Linked DNA regions of Mus musculus: region 2 is linked to region 1. A link is a loop called in an ENCODE intact Hi-C map of the cell type or tissue named here. Cell type or tissue: heart. All regions are shown on one strand.

The links. Peaks named below come from ENCODE experiments on the same cell type or tissue, not always from the same donor. Only the 100,000 strongest peaks of a DNase experiment are listed, where the experiment ranks them.
Region 2: it touches region 1 in a loop (2.3-fold over the local background); 5 of 42 quality-filtered maps call a loop at or near these places.

Annotation. Positions count from the first base shown.
Region 1 is chr5:107,229,957-107,237,956 of GRCm38, forward strand. All of the region lies in intron 2 of Tgfbr3 (transforming growth factor, beta receptor III), which reads right to left. Among named protein-coding and RNA genes, the nearest start is that of Tgfbr3, 56 kb to the right of the region's middle. In heart, no CTCF peak of the experiment used is centred here; DNase peaks (open chromatin) are centred at 4,185 and 6,295; H3K27ac peaks cover 4,124 bases.
Region 2 is chr5:107,164,058-107,172,057 of GRCm38, forward strand. The region is part of intron 4 of Tgfbr3 (transforming growth factor, beta receptor III); the gene reads right to left. Among named protein-coding and RNA genes, the nearest start is that of Gm42146, 74 kb to the left of the region's middle. In heart, no CTCF peak of the experiment used is centred here; DNase peaks (open chromatin) are centred at 2,774 and 4,064; H3K27ac peaks cover 1,252 bases.

The DNA of each region.
Region 1 (8,000 bases):
TCAGACAGAGTGTCAGAGTCCCTGGAACTGGAGCTACAGGGGTTGTGGGTGCTAGAAACTGTACCCAAGTCCTCTTCGAGGATAGTAAGTGCTCTGAACTGCTGAGCCATCTCCCCCTCCCACGCAACAAGGTCTCCTCTTCTATTACTGTACAGCTAAAGCGAGTCACAATAAAGCTTTGGAATATTAAAGACGATAAGTGAGAGATTTTCCAAAAAACATTAAAACTGTCTGGAAGCCACAACAGACTTACGTTTTCTTTTCTATGTAATGCATTATTATACTGAACTAGTCAGCCTATGAACTAGACACATAGAGAAATGAGCAGTATCAGGCCTTGATCTACAGCATAGCCTTCTACCTTCCACCCCTCCTCCACCCTAAAGTGGGTTCTTACCGAGTTTATCGCTAGCACACCCAGCCCTACGAACTTCTACTATACTATTAACAAACTAAAGGCAGATGGTTTTGAACACACAGCCTGTGACATGCTGATAGGCACAATTATACGGTGCTGGGGATTAAGCCCAGGGCTTTGTGTGTACTAGGCCAGTACTCTAACTACTGAAGACATTCCAAGACCTGTCTTTTCTTTTTAAACACAGGGATAATTTTTGTCTTCGCTACCCCCAAGGGAAGGTATAAAAACTATTAAGAGTTGGACTTAAAAGTTTTTCATAATTAAACTGGAAAGTTCTACACAAATAAAGATATATTACCAATATATGGAAATTCAGTTGGAAAGTATCTCATTTCTTCTTCCACCCTATCCCACTCTCCAAAAGAAAAGGCCACAATTTACAGTGAGAACCAACAGGAAACACTGATCTTGGCAGTCTGGAGACTCTGGCTTAGATCTGAGGCGTCCAAGCTGCCTGCCCTGGTTTCCTTTACCTGAGTTTCACCTGGAGCAAATATTGCCTGTCTTACCAAAAATGAACAAAAGCAACAGGCATCAAAAAAAATTCTATAAATTTGGGCAGGAGATATCTGTAAAATATTAATGAGTTAGACTTGCCCAGTAAGAAATCTGAACTTTGGCACTAAACAGAAAACATCTGTCCAACTTGTATGAGGTTCTGGTTTGATCCCAGCACTGAAGAAACAAACAAAAACAGAAAACAATTTAGATTTTAATGGCATATAGACCGATGCTGGCAAGCAAAGAAAGATTCCTCTTGAACACAATAAAGAAGAAGCCAATGAAGACACAGTGAGCAGCCTCCACAGCCTGAGCCTGGAAGAGCGAGGTTGGTGCATTATCACTAACCAGTGAACCCGCAGGCTTTACAGGTTGGAATTCTGAGCACATAGCTGTGGATTAGAACCCTTCTGAGTCTACTAAAACTTGTAGATTAAAACATCAGATCACATTTTCCCCATTCCTGGTTAGGATCGAGGCACACAAACCCTAATTCTAAATGTGGGTGTCCTGCATTCCAGAATAAACAGCAGCCCCTGAAGAAAGCAACAGAAGGGCAAGAAGAGAAATAACAAAGAGAGGCAGACTGGACACTTAGTAATTAAACAGAAGAGAAAACAGGCTGTGTCCAAGTTCAGCTCCAGGCCGAGTTCCTATCAGAAGACTACCGGAGGCCAAAGACTACATCTGGATAATGCTTTAAATCTGAGGCCAGTCTTTGAAAAAACACTTGACAAAGATTATCAAAACACACATCTATCTTTCTTTCTTCTCTTTCTTTCCTTCCTTCTTTCTTTCTCTTCTTCCTTTCTTCCTTCCTCCTTTTCCTTCTTTCCTTCCTTCCTTCCTTCCTTCCTTCCTTCCTTCCTTCCTTCCTTCTTTCTTTCTTTCTTTCTTTCTTTCTTTCTTTCTTTCTTTCTTTCTTTCTTTCTTTCTTATTTTCCCTACACATAACCAGTCCTGCAAACTTCTTCCTCTGTTTGTGTGTGTGTGTGTGTGTGTGTGTGTGTGTGTGCATGCACTGGACATGCATATATGTGTATCATGCATGCATAATGTATGTGTAGTCACACATGTGGGGCACACATGTGCACATGCACATATGAATGTGGAGTCCCAAGATTGACACGGAAGTCTTCCTTGATTGTTCACGGTGTTCATTGAGACAGGGTCTTTCGGTTGGGTTGCGCCCAGAGCTCTACAGCTAACCTTCTAGCCAGCTTGCCCCAGGGATCTGCTCCTGCCTCTGAGTGATGGAACAGTCCTTCTGTGGGTTCCGGGGATCACCTCTCTAGCTCTCGCCTGCAGACTCTTATCATCCTGCCCTCTCACCTGCACTGGGCATGAAGTTGGGCTGAACACACATTGCATAGTGTATTCTTTTATACCTAGACTTGTTAACATTCTTCCTGTGTAGTTAAGAAAACACACAGACAACCAAGGTGGCTGGCACACAGCTATAAGGTCAGAATCCTTTGTCCTGGATTAAATGATCATCTTCTATCTATCTATCTATCTATCTATCTATCTATCTATCTATTTATCTATCTCCCTATTATTTTTCCTTTTTGGTTGTACTGAGTATTGTACCCAGGGCCTTGTGAATGCGAGGGAAACACTCTACCACTGAGCTATCGTCCCAGCCCTAGCAGATGTTCATCTCATCACTCAGCCCACCTGAGTATTTTATGGAACCTCTTTCACCTTATGTTCTGAAAATCATTACAGAATGTGGTTCCCATTTACTGGGCTCAGATGAAACTCTTCACCGGCACAGTAAACATCAACAGTGACATGAAGTATTTAAGACCATCAGTATCCATATTCTTCATGTAAGTATGATATAAAATACTTACCCCTCCCCCAAATCAAACTGAGAGCTTGACTCTAAAATGATCATTTTTAATTGTTCTCACATAATGGATATTCTTAGTAAAACAAATGTCTTAATGTTACCACGTGTGATTTATCTAGCGCCTCAGCATCTCCTGTTTCTAAAACAGCTAGAAATATAACAGATGCTAACTGTGGTTCAGCGTCACAAGAGACTCTGGTCTAGCTAAGGATTCTCACACTCGCCACGCAGCCTCTAGTTAGCACATTGGCTTTGCAGTAAGAGCAGTCCTTTGAATTCTGCCTTGCGCTTTGGTCGCTGTCTCAGCTGAGGTGAGGTTGGAGGGAAGACACCATGACAGTCATCTCCAGCCACCTAACAGTCTGACGGTACTTTTATAAGGGCTTATTCATTTATTCATATTTTGCCCATGTTGGGGATCAAACTTGGGGGATGTGTGTGTGTGTGAATGTATGCATATATGTGTGCATGAGAAGAGAGACCAGGGGTCAAACCTGGATATTATTCCTCAGGAGCCATTCATCTTGTTTGGGGTTTTGTTGTTATTGGTTTGGTTTGCTTTGTTTCGTTTTTTGAGACAGAATGTCTCTTTGGGACCATGGGCTCACCATCGGGCTAGGCTGTCAGGCCAGTGAGCCCCAGGAATCTACCTGTGTCTGTCTCCCCAGCATGGGGACAGGGAACAAGCATGCACATCATGCCTGACTTTCCACATGGATTCTGGAAACGGAACTTGAGGACTTGTGCTTACGCAACAGCACCTGATGGATTAAAATATCTCCCCAACTGGGACCTTGCACACACGCTAGGCAAAGACTGGCATAAGCTGCATCCTCAGCTAACAACATTTTTACAACCAAGGAATACTGCTCAAAAGTCATGTGATCCATCTTCTGAGATCTGCACTTGACAAACTTTAGAGAATTACAGGCATTAATCCACAGTGACAAATGAGATTCGATGTCCTCTTCCTACCAAGGTCAGCTACAAAGAACACTCTAACCTTGGCAAAGTCAGACAAACAGGAACTCTGGGGTGGGAAGGGGAGGGGTGAGAGAGAGACAGAGAGACAGAGACAGAAAGACAGAGACACGGAGAAACAGAAAGACAGAGATAGAGAGGCAGACAGAGAGACAGAGACAGAGAGACAGAGATGGAGAGACACAGACACACAGAGAGAAACAGAGATGGAGAGACAGACACAGAGAGAGGGGCTGCAAATACTGCTTTTCTTAAGTACCCCTTTAATTTTCAGGCCGGAAAGTTCAGGAATGTCTGTTTGACCTCAGCCACCTTCCTCCTGCTGCCTCTAACGGCTCACTCTATGCAATCCCTGTGGAGACAAGCCTCCAACAGCTCTGGCCTTGCCAGGATAAATTTTGGCTCATGTCCTCCAGCAAGGCCACGAGTCCTCTGAAGGTCAAAATAAATGCGGATTATTTCCAACACGAAAGGAAGTATGTTTTCTGGAACGAGGGCCCCAGCTCAGCCATGAGGATGGTACTGATAACCAGGGGGATGTGTGCTGCCGTGAGCTTAGATCTCTCGGGCCTTTGCAGTAAATACACACTCACCAGTGGCTGCAATGAGCTTGTCGCTAATGATTTAAACTTTAAACTGTGGCATGTAAACTCGTATTCCAGCACTGTCACAGGGAAGGCTTGCTTGACACACTAGTCAAGTTTTTCTCTTTTTGTATTTGAATGAATGTGTTTCCACAAATCCTTGTTGTAGCAAATGACTTCCTTGTGCTGGGAATCCAAAAAGGGAAGATAAGAATCGTAGCAGAGAAAGAGTTTTTCAATGTCTACCTTTCATGAAGGGCTAAAATTCCTTTTATTTCCAAACGCTGAGGCATACAGCTGCCAGCCATCTGCAGGCCTGGATTACAAGCATGATACTCTCTCTCTCTCTCTCTCTCTCTCTCTCTCTCTCTCTCTCTCTCTCTGGTGCAGGAAAACAAAAGGAAATCTCAACTGTAGTTTAAGAAAATGAGTACCAGAGAAATGAAAGGCTGGCCTCAAACTTGCAGCAATCCTCCTGCCTCTTCCTCTCCATCTGCCAGGATGCCCAGTTCCTCCTTTTTCACACGTGTGTAAGTGTGCATGCACACGTATGGATGTGGATGTGAACGTGGAGGTGAGGTCAGCTGTCTTCCCTTGTGACTCTTGCTTTATATGTTGAGGCAAGGCCTTTGTCTCGAACCCAGGGCTTTCTGATTCAACTAGTCCAGCTAGCCTCCTGCTCCAAGGGTCCTGCCTCAACCTCCCAAGCACTGGGCCACCACACCCACCGGGCATCTCCCGAGGTACTAGCGATCTGAACTCGGGTTCTCACATTTGCACAGCACGTACTTTCCCACAGAGCCTTATCCTCAGCCTCTCTCTCTTTTATCCTTCACTATTGCATGTGTGTGTACATGCATAGCTGGCAATCAGGGGACACTATGGCTCCAGTGCTCCCTTTACACCTTCATGTGGGATCTGGGGCCAAACTCGGGTACCAGGCTTGCACAGAGGTCGGTTGCTTTACCTGCTGAGCCATCTTTCCAGTCACTTTCAGTCCTTTTTGCTCTACACACGCCTCGTTGTTTTCTGGTTTCATTTTGTACACAGCATGGCTGGAAGTTAGTATTTCAGATTCCCCACAGACCTGCAGTCCACTTGTGGGTTCAAGCAAACACCAGGCCTTACCAAAGCAAAGCTTCTGTCCCTCCCCCTCCACCATACCCTATACCACCATAGAGGAAGGTCCTGGGTGGCCTTGGAGGTGTGAGGTGTAGTGCTAGGCACACAGTTAGCATTTGAAGTTTCAAATCACAGCAACCAGAGGCACAGAACCAGGGCAGACACACCCAGGCTGGTAGTTTATAGCATGGGATGGTTCTGGCTTCTATTCCCAGCATGCGTCACCTACAAGCTAGTTAAACTTAAAAAACCACCATTTTCAGTGGTAACTGGGAAAGAGTTCCCAGGAAACAGGACTAAGAAGACTCTAGCAGTTGTCCGCAGATCTCCTGTTTTTCAACAGTTTTCATTTCCTCTTCCAAACCTGTCTAAAAACTGCTCTTACCAAAGGAACCGATGGCTATTTCCTGTCCTTGATGGACAGTGCCAAAGACTGGTAAGGAGGAGACACAAAGGAGGACCCCCAGTTACCCTCTCCTTCCTATGCATCTGTGTATGTCTCTGGCCCTTAACAGATACTTACAGAATGATCAGAGATACAGGGAGACAGGATCTGTGGTAGAGAAGAGAGCAAAGCCTTAACTCCCAGGGGCACATTTTCAGCCAGTCCTATTTACAACAATAACAGCGTGTGTCATCAAAAAGCTGAAAATCACCCTGTTTGGGTAAAGGTGCTGCCACTCCCTGATCACTGAATGAATGTATCTATTCAGTCTCTCTGACCCACATTCAGAAGGCAAGGTAGCTATGACCAGTGCAGGCTTCTCTCCGACTGACTTGTTATTAACATGCCTACTGGCTGACAGATGCCAGAGAGACGGTTGGCTGCACTGTCCAGAATAGCATCCTGCTGCTAGCTTGAACCACCCTAGGGAATCTGACAGCGCAGCCAGGGCACCCTTGAACAAGCCTCTTCCTCACTCCTAAGGCAACAGCGCCTGGGACTCTGACAGTGACAGGATAACCCTGGAAGAGTCTAGGGCTGTTTCCCCTACTTTACAATTTCTTGGTATGAAGCACTAGCTTCGAGACTGGGAGATGGCTCAGTAGATAAAGTACTTGCTTTGCACTCATGAGGTCTTGAGTTCAGATCCCCAGAATCCAAGTGAAAAACCAGGCATGGTGGAGAAAGAGCACTTGAAATCCCATCATTGGTAAGATGGGATAGAAATATGTGGGACTTGCTGGCCAGCTGGCCTGATCTAGTTGGTGAAGTCCCAGGTCAATGAGAGACCCTGTCACAGACAAAAAGTACAAAGTGTCTGAGACATAAGGCTCAGGTTATCCTCTGCCCTCTCCCAGCATGTGTACACACAGAGTAGTGCAGCCACACACACATGAACATGCATGCGTGTGTATGCACATACACAGAGACTAAATACATAAATTACTAGATTTGCCAGCACCAAGTCTCACCCCGCATGATGAATCCCCAAATATGACCAACTGACCTCCCCACCTCTCCATCAGTATTTTGGCCTCATTAGCGAGCTGAAGGAAAGAGAATCTGCCATAAGGGCTTTGGCGCTGAATTCACGGCCTTGTGTGCAGGCCTGGGGCTGTGATCATGGAAATCAGCAGGATGTTTGAGGTTAGGCTTTAACTGAAATCGTTGGTTAAAGGAAAACTAAAGCTGATCTGGTTCAGTTGATCGACAGGAGACCACACGATGAACTATCAGGAGCAAACAATAGCAACTGCCACAGGAACTGCATTGGCCTGAAGGGCGAGATACCTTCGAGACAGTGCTCTGGTCCCACAACAGCTGGCTGGGCCCCAGGGCTCACAGCCTGTTGGGAAATGAAGGGCTGAGGGGGCAAAGGTGGACCTGAATTGTTCTGAGAAGGAGCTCTGGTTAAAGCCAGTTCCCATCAGTGTCATTGCAGCTGACGGCACACCCCACCTCCAGGCTCTCTCCTCTTTTCTCCCTCAACTTCTTGATGTCTACAGAGCAGGGTGAGCAGCTGAGGGCCTTCATGACTTCATGGGTATAGCAAATGCAGAGAGACACACCAGACTGAAAGGCAACGGCTATGGAATCAGGAAACCTGAGAATGCAGAAACACCCAGAGCACAGGCCAGAAGAAGCGCCAAGCTTCACAGTAGACTCATAGATGTCAGTAGCCTTTCTATAAGGGAAAGCCAAACAACCAGTTCTTTGCAAGCAACAGACCATTGTTCCTCATAAAAAGAAGAACTCAGGGAGGATAACCCCCAAACCCAGCTGTTCCTAACACAGCTGCAGACTCAAATGCAGCTCCATAGTTTACCAAAGGACATAACCAGGCGCTGGAGAGGTTAAGAGCACACTTGCTCTTCTTTCAGAGGACCAGAGTTCAGTTTAGTCCCCATCATCCATGTCAGATGGCTCACAACCGGCTGTAACTCCAGCTCCAGAAAATCAGAAAATCAGATGCCCCCAGAGAGGCGCACGCACACACACACACACACACACACACTCTAAAATAAATATTCTTTAAAGACATAATTTAAAAGACAATTTCAAGAATTTGAATCTGTAGTACTAACAACTACT
Region 2 (8,000 bases), 66 kb before region 1:
TACCACACCCCTCAAGCTGTACAGGCCCTCCATTTATACTTCTAGGAACCTCTCACTATGGATGGCTATTTTTTCCTTTACATCCAATGTGTCAAGCCAAGTTCAAGGACGTGAAATGAATTTTACAAAAGCCAGACAGCAGATAGGGTCTTCGAATGCCCTTTATAGAGATCTTCCTGTTCATGCTAGTCATCTATTACATGACAGGAAATAACAGTTCCAAGAAACTGGAGGACCTCCCCAGGCCCCAGGGTAGGCAGCAAGGCTGAGGACAGAACCGAGAGCCCCTGTCAGGCACTGAACAGGCTGTCCCTGTGTGGTAGGGCCAAGCTCCTCCAACCCCAGGCCCCATAGCAGCTCAACACTGGGAGGAAAACAGTCACACAGCCTGGACATGAATTCTTGCTAAATAGATCCTACGTGGAGTCTGTGTCTTTATGGTTGACAACTGAAGAAAGGAGCTCTGAGCCATTAAATGAAATGTATCATACAGTGTAGCGAAGAATAAGCACAGATCAAAACTGCTGGGCTCCCCGAAACCATGCCCCTTCCACATGGGATCCTGCAAAGGCCATCTTCCTCGGGTGAGGGAGTCTGCCCACAGGTCTGCCAAGGTTGGGTCGGATATTTATACAAGGTTTGAGAGATGCAAAAAGGGGAGAGCACAATCCTTGCCTGTCTCCACCACGGTGCAAGCTAGTTCCTTGCAATAGCTCTCCTTCTGTAAATCCCCTGCCAGGTCTACGTCTCCGAAACTCTGGCTGATACAGTTTCGGTGAATTGCTGATGCAAGCCCTGGGAGAAATGGGCTGTACGTTCTGGCCCACTGGGCAACCAAACCCAAGAATGGCTAAGGAATAGAGAGCCTAAAGGACATCTCCTTGGGGAGAAGCATTGGAGAAGGGGCCGTAAGCCAGGCACACTGGCTGGTGTCCTTTGGGAACTTCCAAGTTGGAGTTTTATGCCCCTTTCCCCCAGTTTTCAGTTTATAATCAAGTCTCAGCAGACAACCAGGACGGTGTCCTCTGCCAAAGCTAAGAAAGTTGAACTAAGCACATTTAAGCTTGGTGATGAAATGGTCCCTGAGGTGCTAAGGGTATATGTGTACTAATTAAGCAAGGCAGGCCATGGAGCTGATCCAAAAACAGTCCAACCAGGAGCCCAGAGGAAAAGTGTACTTGGGGAAGGGGTCAACGAAACAATTGACAAACCCTCGGCTGAGTGGAATGCCACAGGGCCTATACCTCAGTTCCCAAGTCATTTACAACAGGCATTGTTAAAATGAGGCCTTTGCTTACCTGGTGTCCCAGTTTGCTCTGAAGTTCCATTCTGAGGCCCTAATCTTGGGATAGCCATTTGTGGCCCCATGCTAGACAAGGGAGTTACCAATGACAGCATTGTTTTGCCTTCAGGTCCGGCAGCGTAGCTTTCCCCAACAAGGCCCCCAGTTCAGTATTCGGGGGAGTGCTGTTGCACATACTCAGTCAATTTCCTGCCCCTTTATGTGTTATAACCACCATCCAGCAACAGTTGGTCCACACACTTGTCAACCTCCCTGTCTCATTTCCTCATCTAAAGTAATGATAAATGATACCTACGTGAAATTTATCTTTAAGAACTGCATCATACAGCCAAATAGTTTTATGATAATAATAGCAATGGCACCTACATAACAGACTTGTTACAGAGATTACAAACGGAGTAATGTATGTAAGTACTTTGAAGCATCCAGCCCCCGATACACACTCTTTCATTTTTATTAACTACACTCATGCATGCATGGCCTCCAAACACATCATGAGGGCTTCAAGACAGACCTTAACGTTCATCACCCACAGTTTGTTGCTCAGTGGAGCAGAAGCTGAGCCTTCTTATGCAAACGTCTAGAAAGGGATTTCTTCTGCCTGTGTTCACAGATCAAAGCAATGCCAACCTTTCTCAAAAGATAAAGATAAAGGGGCAAGAGATAGCAAGTGAGCTATCATTTCTGTGGGCTGTAGGTGGCAGGTGCATGAGCTCCGGCTTGGGCTATCACTCACAATCCAAAGGGTACCCTGCTGACCACGTCCACCACGGGATCACTCACAGTTCATAACCCTAACCCTAACCCTAACCCTAACCCTAACCCTGATCTGCACCAGGGACTCCAAACCACCCAGGAGTAATGGCAAAAGCAGAGATTAAGATACAGATTCTATCCCACGATAAGATGATTTCTAAGCCAGAAAACTAGATGACAAGGATCGGAGATGCAAAACCTACATTGTCTCAAGCAAAGTGGACAGTTTGTGTGTACCCAGAAAGGAGCTGAGCCATGCTGCAGCCATTCCCTGAAACGGGTTGTGAGGTAGCTTTGGGAGCTGTCCCACAACATCACCATCTGCACCCAGGCACAGCCTAAAAGTTTCACATCAGCATCCCAGAGCCTCCTGGGAGAGTTTTTCCTCTCCTCTCATTATATGAAAATAAAACATTCTGTAACTTCCCTTAACAAAACACTCATTTTTTCTTACCAAATAGCTCTCCGGAGGTTGTCCACTATGTTACCCACAGCCCCAGAGATTAACCTTTGACATCAATGCCGGTGCCTGGGAAGGGCAGATGCATTACGTCACCAGATTAGCTTTATTCCAGAGCTCTAAAGAACCTCCTTGGACTATGCAAGGAAAACCAATCTTCTGTTCAGTGTACTCAAGTTTGTTTAACCTCAATTTGTTGAATGAAAGCGAGGCCTTCACAGGGCTGGGGCCGTGCCTACACACAGACATGACACAACACACCAAGTAGAGCCAGGAAAAGTCCACACTGGGTGAGTCCTCCTGGACAGGATGTCTCGCTTAGGAAACTACAAGAGGGCAAACCAGGGCTCTGGGCCACTCATCTACGCTGCAGTCACCACCCTCCCCAACCTGTCAGGACAAAAGCTTCTACAAGCCCTCTCTGGACCAGGTTTACCAGCTGAAACTGGACTCTCTCCAACGTTCTAAGTGCCACAGTGACATTTAGGAGAGGCTCTCTTACCACAAAGGGGCAGAAACTCAATTCTAGGAAATATGGTAGTTGACTGACCCCAGCTCCTGAAAGGCTCAATCCCCATATAATTACATCTCTGAGGGACAAGCCACAAAACCAACAGATAAGCGGCCTCTTGAGAAGAAACGCATGGTACACAACCACTTGGAATCTCCTCGGGACACAGTGAGTCATTCGGCCAGAGATACTGAAAAGAACCACCACGAATCTGGAAGTGTTTATTTAATCTGCCTTCAAGAGAGAATTTATTTGGGGAAAGACTTCACTGAATGGTGCAGTCAGGTCCCTAGGACACAGGGGTGACACCTCTAGCCTGGTGGGAAGCTCCGTTTGTTTACAGTTCCCTAAGCCATCTGCCTACATGCTCCTCAGAGTCCACCTCCCGGAAGCTGCTACCTCGTCTGCACAGGCAAGAGGGCAAGTCTCATTTTCTCCAACTTCTGGGATCTAAACAACGGTACATTTTTACACTGAACCTCAACTCCCAATTTTCTAGCTAGCTCTGCGAGCGAGCGGTAGAAAGCTCTCTGAACGTAGGTGACTCACCCTTCCCTGTCAATCCCTGGGTCATTTTCCTCAAGCACTCGGGCAGAAAAAACGGATGCTGAATCGGTGAACAGTTCATACGAAGGACATCATAGAAGGTTTGCTAACTTTGTGGGCTCTCAAGTATGGGGCAGAGCTGCCAAAGGATGTTAGAAAGATTTTGTTTTTTAATGCAAAACCATAGAACCCAGGAGTTTTTTCAATTTGTTTATTTTTAAGTTCCCTCCTCCACATGCAAGCTTGACTGAGTTATTCCCAGAGCATTTTTGGACACACTAACCCTCGGTTACACATTGCTTGGCTTGGAAAGGTAACAGCTGCGCATGTGTCCTGTTAGGTGGCGCATGCGCCTTATTAGGCTGACTCCCCCCAGTGCGGCCCTGAGCTCACATCTGGGGCTGCTTAACAACTGATTGGAAATTTAGCCTTTTGATTTCCAGTTAAATACTAGGCACAGGAAAACAAATAGCACTTGTTTTCACCGAGTCTTGTCAGGCATCCAAAATGCAGTGCAAATCAGAGAACTGCCTGTGGTTTGGTGGCAGAGGTCCAAAATACTTGGCCTCCCCGCCCCCTCCAGTTTAAGGAAAAGGAGTAAGCCAGATTTTGGCAATAAGGATTTTTCAGTCACCCTTCCCCCTTCTTTGGACACGCAGAGCTGTTTTTTAAATATTCAGTGTGTTCCTGGTATTAATTTACATTTTTCATTAGGATTAAGTTTTGATTTGTTTTTAAGCCAAAGCCAAAGAATAAAGTTCGGTTTTCCTCACTTATTCCAACTGCCATGCCTTGGTATTTACTCAGATTTGCTGAGGAGGGCAGGGTTCATATTGCTATCTTCTGTTTCCAATTAAATTAGGATATAGTTATCTAGCAGCCGCATTATCAAAGCATAAGAGTTAAAAAAAAAAAAAAAAAAAAACTTGAGGGAACTCGGAAGATCAGCTTAATCCAAATAATCCAAAGTCTTTATCTGTGATGGGGGAACTGAGCCCGGGGTAGCACAACCATGCGCCCTGATGCACAACTCCTTAGTGCTGGAGCCAGAACTAGAACCCATGCTGGGGAGATTAAGCCAAAAACAAAAACCTGGGTTACCAGAAAAAAATACAGGACACCAAATTAAACTTGAACTGTAGCTAAAGAATGTATGGATTTTGTTAGTGTAATTATGTCTAAAATATTGCACAGGCATACTTAAGCAAATTTATTTATCTGAAACTCAACTTGAACTAGAAACCTGCATTTTTATATGTCAAACCCTGGTCACTGTGCTGTGAGACCAACATCTGCCCTGTCCTATCCCCATCTGGCTGCCAAAGATATCCACATTTCTTTCCTGATTTAATGATAAAATGGCTGGGAAAAAAGAAATCACAGGACAGAAACCCATAGAGTATAACACTGGAAGCAGCCGCTTCTTCCCGGAGACTTTCCTAGTCTTAGGCATCCTCATTTCCCCGCTTTAAGTAGACTACAAAACAGCTAACTCTCAAATGGATAGGCCAGACCAGACACTTTATGCTGTTAAGAATCAGTCACTAGGGCCTGTCTGTCTGTACCTGTCTGTCTCTCTCTTTCTCATTTAAATTTATTATTGTTGTTGTTATTTTATTATTTTACTTTTAAAGACAAGATCTCACTATGAGGCAGCCTGGCCAGGAATTCTGGATCTTTTTACTTCTGCCTCCAAAGTGCTGGGATTTCAGGAACATATCACAACATGAGGCTGCCAGGCTCTCATCTTGAAAATTTCTTATGTAGATTATGAGCTTGAAGGGGGAAAAGAACTTGGGTTTGGCATACAAAGCAAGGCTTGAAATGACCCTAACATTAATAATTATGTTTTATATATATGTATATATGTATGCATGTGTGTGTATAATATGTATGTATCATATATAATATTTATATATAATATAAAAGTGAGGTTTTAAATGACCCTACTAATAGTAATTATAATGATATGTAGAATATTTATAAGTGACATTTAATAGCACAATAATCACTTACAACAACAGAATAATAATCATTAGTAGGGCAAGACACATGTATGAAAGTCAGAGGACAACTCTGTGGCCTTAGCTCTTGCCACTCACCTTCTGTGAGTTTTAGGGATCAAATTCCGTGCAGATCCTTGTACATCAGGTGTCTTTAACCCCCTGAGCCACCTTGTTGCCCACAAGATGAAAACAAACAAAAAAACCCCACCACAGTTAGGGACAAGGAGTAAAGTAAAAATATGCTAGATTTTAGGAAATCTAGTTTGGAGCGGAGACTGTAGTTTATTTAGCACCTGAGTCCATGCTCAGGGTACACGAGGTCCTGGCTCAGCTCCCAGCACTGCCTGAGTCCTGTTCACTGAGTGACACTGTCAGTCCAGATGTGCTCGGAACCCAGGGCTGTGCATACACCAAATCACCCCTCTACCACAGAGCAACACCCCCAGCTCTTGCACTGATCCCAGCAAAGAAGACTGCAGCAGATTTGTTTCCTAGCAGTTTTAGGGATGACGTACCAGCGATATAGGCTTTAAGTAATATACCAGAGTTATCACATTTTTTTCAGTTCAATGCTTTTAATATATTATCAGCATGTTCTATGCTCACCACTACACACTTCCTCTACAGTTGTCTTCTATGAAACCTCACACAGTGGTCAGTAGTGAGTCCACACCCTCCCATCCCCCACATGCCCCTGGCCATGGCTTCTAGTCTCTATAGATCGTAACCTGGGAATTTCAGGCAAACAGAACCATATAATATGCAGCCTTTTGTATCACATGAAACTTCACAGTCAAAAGATAGTATGGCTCTTGCATTGCTTTTACCTATCAGGTGATGGACGTCTGGGTTGTTTCTGTGGCTGTTTGCTGTTACAAGTAACTTTGTTTTGGACATTTGTGGGCAGGAACCTTGGGTATGAAGGACTGTTATATTCCCACCAGCAAAGTATGAATCTTTTGATTTCTCTATATCCTGTCAATCTTGTTATATTCTCTCTGTTTTGTCACATAGGTGGTCAGTGCTGTGATTGGTGGATTTTCCCTCATGCTCTGTAATGTTCAGCATCTCCCCCCCCCCCCCTCCCCTTTCTGGTCATCTGTGTCTTGTCCTTGGAAAAATGTTTATTCAAATTATAGTGTGAACACATTCAAGCACACATACAAACACACTTTGAGATAAGGTCTCATGTGTCCCAGGTGACCTTAACTTCTGATCCCTCCTCTTCTACCTCTTTGAGGCCTGGGACAACAGTATATGCCACCACATCCAGTGACATTCAGTGTTGGGGATCAAACTCAGAGCTTCATCTGTACAAAGCAAGTGCTCTACACTAAGCTGCATCTCCATCGCTGAAGGCAGGGTGATTTTTCTTTCTGATTGTACCCAGGGACAATCTTCATCTAATGAATATTCTCTGGTCCACCCAGGAAATATTGTAAGGCCATCATGCATGTGCACATGTGTGACTTGAGATGCATCTTGAAACACTTTACCCATTCCCCGTTGCTAGGTGACCAGAAAAATTAGACAAAGCAACTGCATTTGCAAAGGAAAGTAAATTCCCCTGCCCCTCTGTGCCTGGCATTCTTGTTTGTGCTGTAGACTTAGGAATGATGAGCTGACTAAAGGCAGATGCCTCTAAAGATAGTGTAATGATAAAATAAATATATTTTATATTTTAAGTATCAGCAGCTAAGACATTTTTGAGTAATAATTTCTAACTATGCAAGCTTCAGGCAGTTAAAACCATGATTTACATTTACAGGTAGATGGCATTATCCAAACTTTTCTCTTTTTTTTAAAGATGTATTTATTATTATACATAAGTACATTGTAGCTGTCTTCAGACACACCAGAAGATCTCATTACAGATGGTTGTGAGCCACCATGTGGTTGCTGGGATTTGAACTCAGGACTTTCGGAAGAGCAGTCAGTGCTCTTACCCGCTGAGCCATCTCACCAGCCCACAAGCTTTTCTTATCATCCTACTTAAGAAATATTAGCAACCACTAAAGTATCACTCCCACAAAAGACAGCTTGGAGATAGTCATGTGACTCCTTCACCATTACGTGTCAGAAGGGCATGAGGCATGCATCCTGGACTGAGGGTCAAGGGACCATCCTTGGTCTGAAGCAGTTGGCTCGTTGGATAATCTTAGGGCTCGGCTTCACAGGAGTCTACAGGCCTACTGAAGTGTTTGGAGAATCACTCCATGGATGAACAAACTCCACGGATGGACAAATAGAATACCTGGTCTTCAGTCATCACAAAGACTGTGCTGTGGATGACATTGTAGTCTCCCCTCCCCCAGCCTGAAACCTGCGGCTGCCAGCAGCTCGCAACAAGACATGAATGCTTTTCAGGTCTTGGGGAGGAGGGGGAGTTGCCAGGCTTTTGAGACATCTCAAACCACC